Regions from separate parts of the Homo sapiens genome. Here region 1 is linked to region 2. The links are chromatin loops, found by intact Hi-C in ENCODE. Cell type or tissue: heart left ventricle. All regions are shown on one strand.

Region 1 (4,000 bases), 48 kb after region 2:
TGAGTCTTTGTTGTTTTTCCTTGCTCGCGTTTCTCTCTATTCCTCATTGATTTATTCTGATCCATTAATAAGAGTTGTGTCTTTCGTTTTGTGCTGACTTCATTTTGCTGCGTTGCGTACCCTGTGCCCTTGCATATTCTTTAGTAACCAGCTCTGTGCTAACTTTCATTTGAATAGCAGGGCCCTGTTGGCTCATAAGGAACTTTTGTGGGACTCATTAAAAAAGGTACTCCTGCTAAAGAAATGCCCTTGTTTGAATTAAAAAATGATCCTGCTGGGTGCAGTGGCTCACACCTGTAATCCCAGCACTTTGGGAGGCTGAGGCAGGCAGATCAGCTGAGCTCAGGAGTTCAAGACCCGCCTAAGCAACATGGCGAAACCCCGTCTCTACTAAAAATACAAAACATAGCCAGGCGTGGTGGCAGGTACCTGTAATCCCCGCTACTCAGGAGGCTGAGGCAGGAAAATCGCTTGATCCTAGGAGGCGGAGGATGCAGTGAGCCAAGATTGCGTCACTACACTCCAGTCTGGGCGATAGAGCGAGACTCCATCTCACAGAAAAAGAGGGTCCTTCCCAGCAGTAGGGGAGGCTGAGGCAGGAGGACTGCTTGAGCTCAGGAGTTCTAGACCGACCTGGCCAACATGGTGACACCCCCATCTCTATAAAAAATACAAAACCTAGCTGGGCGCGGTGGCGCGCACCTGTAGTTCCTACCAATCACAAGGTTAAGTTGGGAGGATACTTTGAGCCCAGGTGGTCGAGGCTGCAGTGAGCTGTGACTCTGCCACTGCACTGCAGCCTGGGTGACAAAATGAGACCCTGTCTCAAACACACAAAACTAAACAAAAGTGATGATCCTGCAAGCAGACAAAGCCTGCTGGAGTTTCGGCTGGCCTTGTGCCTTGCTTTCATCAATAGAATGCAGGGGAGTTCGGCGGCTGCACCTTCTGGGAAGCAAGGAGCACCTCTGCTCGGCAGCTGTGCAACTCTCCAGGTGTGACGTGGCAGCCTTGTGTGTGACCTTTCTGCCCTCCCCAAGTTTGCATTTTCTTTTTTTTTTAATCTTTGAGACAGAGTCTCGCTCTTTCACCCAGGCTGGAGTGCAGTGGCGCAATCTTGGCTCAGTGCAACCTCTGCCTCCCGGATTCAAGCCATTCTTCTGAACTCAGCCTCCCGAGTAGCTGGGATTAAGGCGCCTGCCACCACACCCAGCTGCTAGATTTTTTATATTTTTAGTAGAGACGGGGTTTCACCGTGTTAGCCAGGATGGTCTCGATCTCCTGACCTCGTGATCCACTTGCCTCGGTCTCCCAAAGTGCTGGGATTACAGGCGTGAGGCACTGCACCCGGCCCCAAGTTTGCATTTTCAACAGTAAAGTTTACTTTTAAATTAAAAGATTTAAATTGGGGAAAATAACAAAAAGAATGTAGGGGACTGACATTGTGTCAATTCCACGGCTACACCTTAAGAGACCTTGGTCTCTTGGAACCCTGCCAATAGCCACGGACTCAGTCCAGGCAGCCCTGCTGGAGGATGGGAGACCACAGGAAGTAGAGATAAACTGTGTCAGCTGAGGGCCATCCAAGATCAACCAGCCCCTGCCAATCAGCATCTGACCTCATCCATGAGTGAAACTGGCCAAGACTTGGAGAACTGCCCAGCTGAGCCCAACCCCAGCTGCTGACCTGTGTAATTATAAGATGGCTAAGTGATTGTTATTTTAAGCCACTAAGGATTGGCATGGTTTACTTTGCAGCAAAGCTAACTGATAGAGTAACTTTGTTTGTTTTGAGACAGAGTCTTGCTGTGATGCTCAGGCTGGAGTGAAATGGTGTGATCTCGACTTACTGCAACCTCCGCTTCCTGGGTTCAAGTGATTCTCCTGCCTCAGCCTCTCAAGTAGCTGGGACTACAGGTGTGCGCCACAACGCCCGGCTAATTTTTTTTTTTTTTTTTTTTTTTTTTTTGAGACAGAGTCTTGCTCTTTCTCCCAGGCTGAGAGCAGTGTGATCTCAGCTCACTGCAACCTCCACCTCCCAGGTTCAAGCAATTCTCCTGTCTCAGCCTCCCAAGTAGCTAGGATTACAGGTGCCTGCCACTAGGCCCAGCTAGTTTTTGTATTTTTAGTAGAGACAGGGTTTCACCATGTTGGCCAGGCTGGTCTGGAACTCCTGACCTCAAGTGATCCACCCGTCTTGGCCTCCCAAAGTGCTGGAATTACAGGCGTGAGCCACCGTGGCCGGCCTTAATTTTTCTATTAGACATGGGGTTTCACCATGTTGGCCAGGCTAGTCTCTAACTCCCAACCTCAGGTGATCTGCCCAAGTCGGCCTCCCAAAGTGCTAGGATTACAGGGGTAAGCCACCGTGCCCACATGGCTTTTGATGACTTCTAGCCCACCTATTCTGTTTTCACTTTTTGGTTCAGAATACAACCTCTGGGTATCTGCTGTGTCTAGCAGGGCTGGGTGTTGGGAATACAACAATGAGTAGCTGTGGCCTTGTGATGGATACACTCACGGGCAATCTCAGCTCAGTGTGAGGTCACGCCAGTAAGTGCATGTTAGCAAGACAGGACACAGGACAGGCACCTAACCCAAATTAGGACGTTAGATAAGACTGATGTTTGAAAATGAGATAGAGTTACAGTGTCCAAAAACCCAGAGGAGAGAGCAGGTGGGTCAGGTAAAGACAGGGCAAGAAATTCAGTGTGGCTGGAGCCCAGAGCACCAGAGGGAGAGTGAGGAAGATGAGGCTGGGAAGGGAAGGAGGAGCTCGAACATGAAGAGCTCCGTTTCCCTTTGCAGAGAGTTTAGACACTGGCTGAAGGAGAATATAATCTAATAGGAGATGATATAAAAGCTCACAGGGGCTGCGATGTGGATGGACTGGAAGGGCCAAAACTAGTGACAAGGAGCCCAGTTAGGCAGCTGTTGAGGTCATCCAGACGAGGCGCTGGCAGTTTGAACTACGGTGGCAGCAGTGGGGAGGGAGGAAAGTGAACTGTGCAGGACTAAGGACTTGGTAAATGACCAGCGAGAGGAAAGAGGAGAGGATTGCCTCCAGAGCTGTGGCCTGGCCAGCGGTGATAGACATTGAGATAGGAAAGCTGAACGAGGAGCAAATGGGGAGCGGGATCATCAATTTGTTTTTATTTTTGAGATGGGGTCTCACCCTGTTGCCCAGGTTGGAGTGCAGTGGTGCGATCGCGGCTCACTGCAACCTCCACCTCCCGGGTTCAAGCGATTCTCCTGCCTCAGCCTCTCGAGTATCTGGGACTACGGGCACCTGCCACCATGCCTGGCTAATTTTTAAAAATTATTTTAGTTTATTTTATTTAGACGAGTGAGTCTCGCTCTGTTGGTCAGGCTGGAGTGCAGTGGCACAATCTCGGATCACTGCAACCTCCGCCTCCCGGATTCAGGCAGTTCTCTGCCTCAGCCTCACGATTGGCTGAGATTATAGGCACCTGCCACCACGCCCAGCTAATTTTTTTGTATTTTTAGTAGAGACGGGGTTTCAGCATCTTGGCCAGGCTGGTTTTGAACTCCTGATCTGATCCACCCGCCTCAGCCTCCCAAAGTGCTGGGATTACAGGTGTGAGCCACCACACCCGGCCTTTTTTTTTTTTTTTTTTTTTTTGGAGACAGAGTCTCGCTCTGTTGTCCCAGCTGGAGTGCAGTGGCGTGATCTTGGCTCACTGCAAGCTCCACCTCCTGGGTTCATGCCATTCTCCTGCCTCAGCCTCCAGAGTAGCTGGGACTACAAGCACTCGCCACCTTGCACAGCTAATTTTTTGTATTTTTAGTAGAGATGGGGTTTCACCATATTAGCCAGGATGGTCTCGATCTCCTGACTCGGATCTCCTGACTCGTGAGCCACCCGCCTCGGCCTCCCAAAGTGCTGGGATTACAGGTGTGAGCCACCGTGTCCAGCCTATTTTTATTTTTTAGAGACAGGGTCTCACTGTGTTGCCCAGGCTGGTCTCGAACTCCTGAA
Region 2 (4,000 bases):
CCTTCCCTCCCCCAACCAACCTCACTTTCCACCTGCCCTGTAATTCTCTTCCCTGTTCTTTCCTGTATTTACGTGCCTGTCTCTTCTACTAGAATCGGTTACTCAACAGCAGCACTCCCGACAGTTTGTTGTGGGGCCCGTGCTGTGCCCAGTAGAATGGTTAGCAGCACCCCAGTCCCCACCCCACTAGATGCTAGGAACACCCTCCAGAAGTTGTGACAATCAAAAGTATTTCTAGACATTGTTAAACGTTCTCTGAAGTACAAAAGCACCTCTAATTGAAAACTGCTGCATTACAGTGATGGCTGTCCAACTTTTTTTTAACAAGACCTACAATAAGAAACATTTTATATATGTATATACACCCACAGTAAGTAAAATAACTTCATTAAATAATCCTCAGGGAAAAAAAAAGAGGAATCAGACAAATTAACCCAATATATTGGTTTTTGGGTGCTTTTTTTTTTTTTTAGATGGAGTCTCGCGCTCTGTCACCCAGGCTGGAGTGCAGCAGTGCGATCTCGGCTCACCGCAAGCTCCGCCTCCCGGATTCACACCATTCTCCTGCCTCAGCCTCCCGAGTAGCTGGGACCACAGGCTCCCGCCACCACGCCCAGCTAATGTTTTGTATTTTTAGTAGAGACGGGGTTTCACCATGTTAGCCAGGATGGTCTCGATCTCCTGACCTCGTGATCCGCCCACCTCAGCCTCCCAAAGTGCTGGGATTACAGGCCTGAGCCACCGCGCCTGGCCAACCCACCATATTTTTTTAAAAAACAGTCATCATTTTGCTTGAAAATACAATAGTTCCCCCTTATCCAAGAGGGATCCATTGAGACCTGCCAGTGGATGTGATGAAACCATGGAAAATACCAAACCTGATACAGACTATGTTTTGTCCTCATGCATAGCCACGGGTAAGTTTAACTTATAAACCAGGCACAAAGATCAATATCAGAAACATTATAACATACTGTAATACAAGTTATATGAATGTAGTCTCCTTTTCTCTCAAAATCTTAAGTGTACCGTCCTACAGGTAACTCAAACTGTGGATAAGGGGGGATGATGGCACAACAATCTCACCATTTGCCGATATTCCCGAATCATTTTTAGCTTGTCTTCTCCTCCCTTGTTTTCTTCTTTCTGTTCAATGCTGCTGATTATTCTCCAGGAGGCTCTTCTAGCTCCAATCACATTCTTATATGCAACAGATAGGAGGTTTCTTTCTTCAACTGTCAGCTCCACATCCATCCCTGCTACTTTCTTCATTGACTCCACCATTTCTGTATGGGAAAAGGAAAAGTCAGACCTTACAAATTTGAAGTTTTCTTAACATATTCCTTTCAAAGTAGTTTTTTTCTGTCAAGCTACTGCGAAAAAAACATTTTAACAAAAATAATTTCATAATCATCAAAACTAATATGAGTAAAAAGCCAAAAACATGTAAAGGAAACCAAACTAAGAGCCAATACAAAGACTCCAGAAGGTAGTTAGGTGGAGTGAGAAAGACTTCATATACTATCTAATATAATTTAGTGTGGTCTGAAAGCACCTCTCATTAAATAAGGTAATTAGGCACACCTAACTATTTTCCAGCAAAAAAAAATGAGCTGTCAGTTTAAGAGAAAGATTAAGAATTTACAGGTTCTAAAATGTATTGTCTCACAAATAAATAGTATTTCCAAAAATACAAAAGGAAGGGGAATTTGTTCATACAGCAAAAATATACGGAGTATATGGTTGGCCACCAACAGACTTTGGATGTTTTCTATCCTTCCTCGTATGAAGCTCCTTCATTGGTAAAACTTCTGATGATTCCTACTTGTTACCACTAGGTGGCGAGCAAAGAAAGGGGCCCAGAAAAGCCTTGGCATCTACCGCAAGCATAGGGAAACACAACGGCGTGTGAATGCAAAGCGCCACAAACAGCACAAGAAATAGTAACTGAATAAATACATTAATAAAAACTTATTTTTGATGCCATATTACCATGTGGCTCTCCAACATTACCCACGTTTCAATCTTTGGTGATGAGACTCAAGAATCTGCATTTTAGGGCCAGGAGTAAGTGGCTCATACCCCTAGCACTTTGAGAGCTGAGGCAGGAGAATCACTCGAGCTCAGGAGTTCGAGACCCTGTCTCTAAAAAATAAAAACAGAGGCTGGGCACAGTGGCTCATGCCTGTAAATCCCAGCACTTTGGCAGGCCGAGGTGGCACATCACCAGGTCAAGAGATAAAGACTATCCTGGCCAACATGGTGAAACACTGTCTCTACTAAAAATACAAAAATTAGCTGGGCGTGGTGATGCACGCCTGTAGTCCCAGGTACTCTAGAGACTGAGACAGGAGAATCGCTTGAACCCAGAAGGTGGAGATTGCAGTGAGCCAAGATCATGCCGCTGCACTCCAGCCCAGCAACAGAGACTCCACCTCAAAAAAAAAAAAATAGAATAAATAAAATAAAAATAAAAATAAAAATAGGCTGGATGTAGTGGCTCATGCATATAATCCCAGAACTGTGGGAGGCCAAGGTGGGCAGATCATTTGAGGTCACGAATTCAAGGCCAGCCTGGCCAACGTGGTGAAACGGTCTCTACTAAAAATACAAAAATTAGCTGCGTTTGGTGGTGCGCGCCTGTAATTACAGCTACTTGGGAAGCTGAGGCAGCAGAATTGCTTGAACCCAGGAGGCAGAGATTGCAACTGAGATCGCCCCACTGTATGCCACCTGGGGCAACAGAGCAGACTCCATCTCAAAAAAAACCAAAAGAAAGAATCTGCATTTAAATAAGCATCCTTAGCTTTCATTAACACCCTAAGCATAAGCATACCTTAACTAATAGGTATGAAAGAGATGGTGACTTCATAAAACACTACTAAATTGGACGGGCACGGTGGATCACACCTGTAATCTCAGCACTTTGGGAGGCCAAGGTGGGTGGATCGCCTGAGGTCAGGAGTTCGAGACCAGCCTGGCCAACATGGTGAAACCCGTCTCTACTAAAAATACAAAAATTAGCTGGGCATGGTGGTGCACGCTTGTAATCCCAGCTACCAGGAAGGCTGAGGCAGGAGAACTGCTTGAACCTGGGAGGCAGAGGTTGCAGTGAGCTGAGATTGCACCACTGCATTCCAGCCTGGGTGACAGAGTGAGACTCCGTTTCAAAAAAAAACACAAAACAAAAACCAAAACACTATTAAATTAAGGGGAGTGTGCCTAATGTATCCAGGAAAATATGTTTCAAAAATTAATCCTTTCGGGAATATAAAAAAAATTAAGCCATATTTTGTAAAGTCTCTTCGAAAAATATTCGGCAATGTTTTAATAAACATGTACCATATGACTCAGCAATCCCAATTCTATGCATCATCCAGAAGAAAAATAATCTTTACAAAGACTTTTACACACTCACTCACAGCAACTCTATTCATAATAGCCAAAAAGTGGAAACCCCTCAAATGTGCATCCAGAGGGGAAATGTATAAGCACACTGATGTTCACATATGTAAGATGGGATACCACTCAAAAATAAAGAATTAACTGTCCATGCACAGTGGCTCACATCTGTAATCCCAGCATTTGGGGAGGCCAAGACAGGAGGATTACTTGAGCCCAGTAGTTTGAGACCAACCTGGGCAACATGGTGAGACTCTGCCTCTACAAAAATTAGCTGGGTGTGGTGGTGTGTGCCTGCGGTCTCAACTACTCAGGAGATTAAGGCAAGAGAACTGCTTGACCCCAGGAATTCAGGCCTGCAGTGAGCTATTAGGTTGGTACAAAAGTAATTGCGCATTTTGCCAGCAAAAACCACAATTACTTTGTATAATCCTAACGCTGTACTCCAGCTTGGATGACAAAGCGAGAGACTCTGTGTCCAGAAAGAGAAGAGGAGACGGGAGGGGAGAAAAATAATTAACTGATACAAGCAACAATATGGAAGAATCTGAAAAACATCATATTAAGTGAAAAGAGTCAGATTAAAAGGATTTTATCA

The links. A loop is a pair of places that touch in the nucleus more often than their neighbours do. Peaks named below come from ENCODE experiments on the same cell type or tissue, not always from the same donor. Only the 100,000 strongest peaks of a DNase experiment are listed, where the experiment ranks them.
Region 1: a loop joins it to region 2, with 1.9 times the contacts of the local background. A loop is called at or near these places in 16 of 110 quality-filtered maps.

The regions. Positions count from the first base shown.
Region 1 is chr17:1,411,858-1,415,857 of GRCh38, forward strand. No RefSeq gene overlaps it. Among named protein-coding and RNA genes, the nearest start is that of CRK-AS1, 11 kb to the right of the region's middle. In heart left ventricle, no CTCF peak of the experiment used is centred here; a DNase peak (open chromatin) is centred at 1,544; H3K27ac peaks cover 1,566 bases.
Region 2 is chr17:1,363,773-1,367,772 of GRCh38, forward strand. It overlaps YWHAE (tyrosine 3-monooxygenase/tryptophan 5-monooxygenase activation protein epsilon), which reads right to left. Exons shown (of 6, transcript NM_006761.5): 2 at 1,087-1,286. Among named protein-coding and RNA genes, the nearest start is that of YWHAE, 34 kb to the right of the region's middle. In heart left ventricle, CTCF peaks have their summits at 1,833 (motif pointing right) and 2,036; no DNase peak of the experiment used is centred here; H3K4me3 peaks cover 291 bases; H3K27ac peaks cover 593 bases.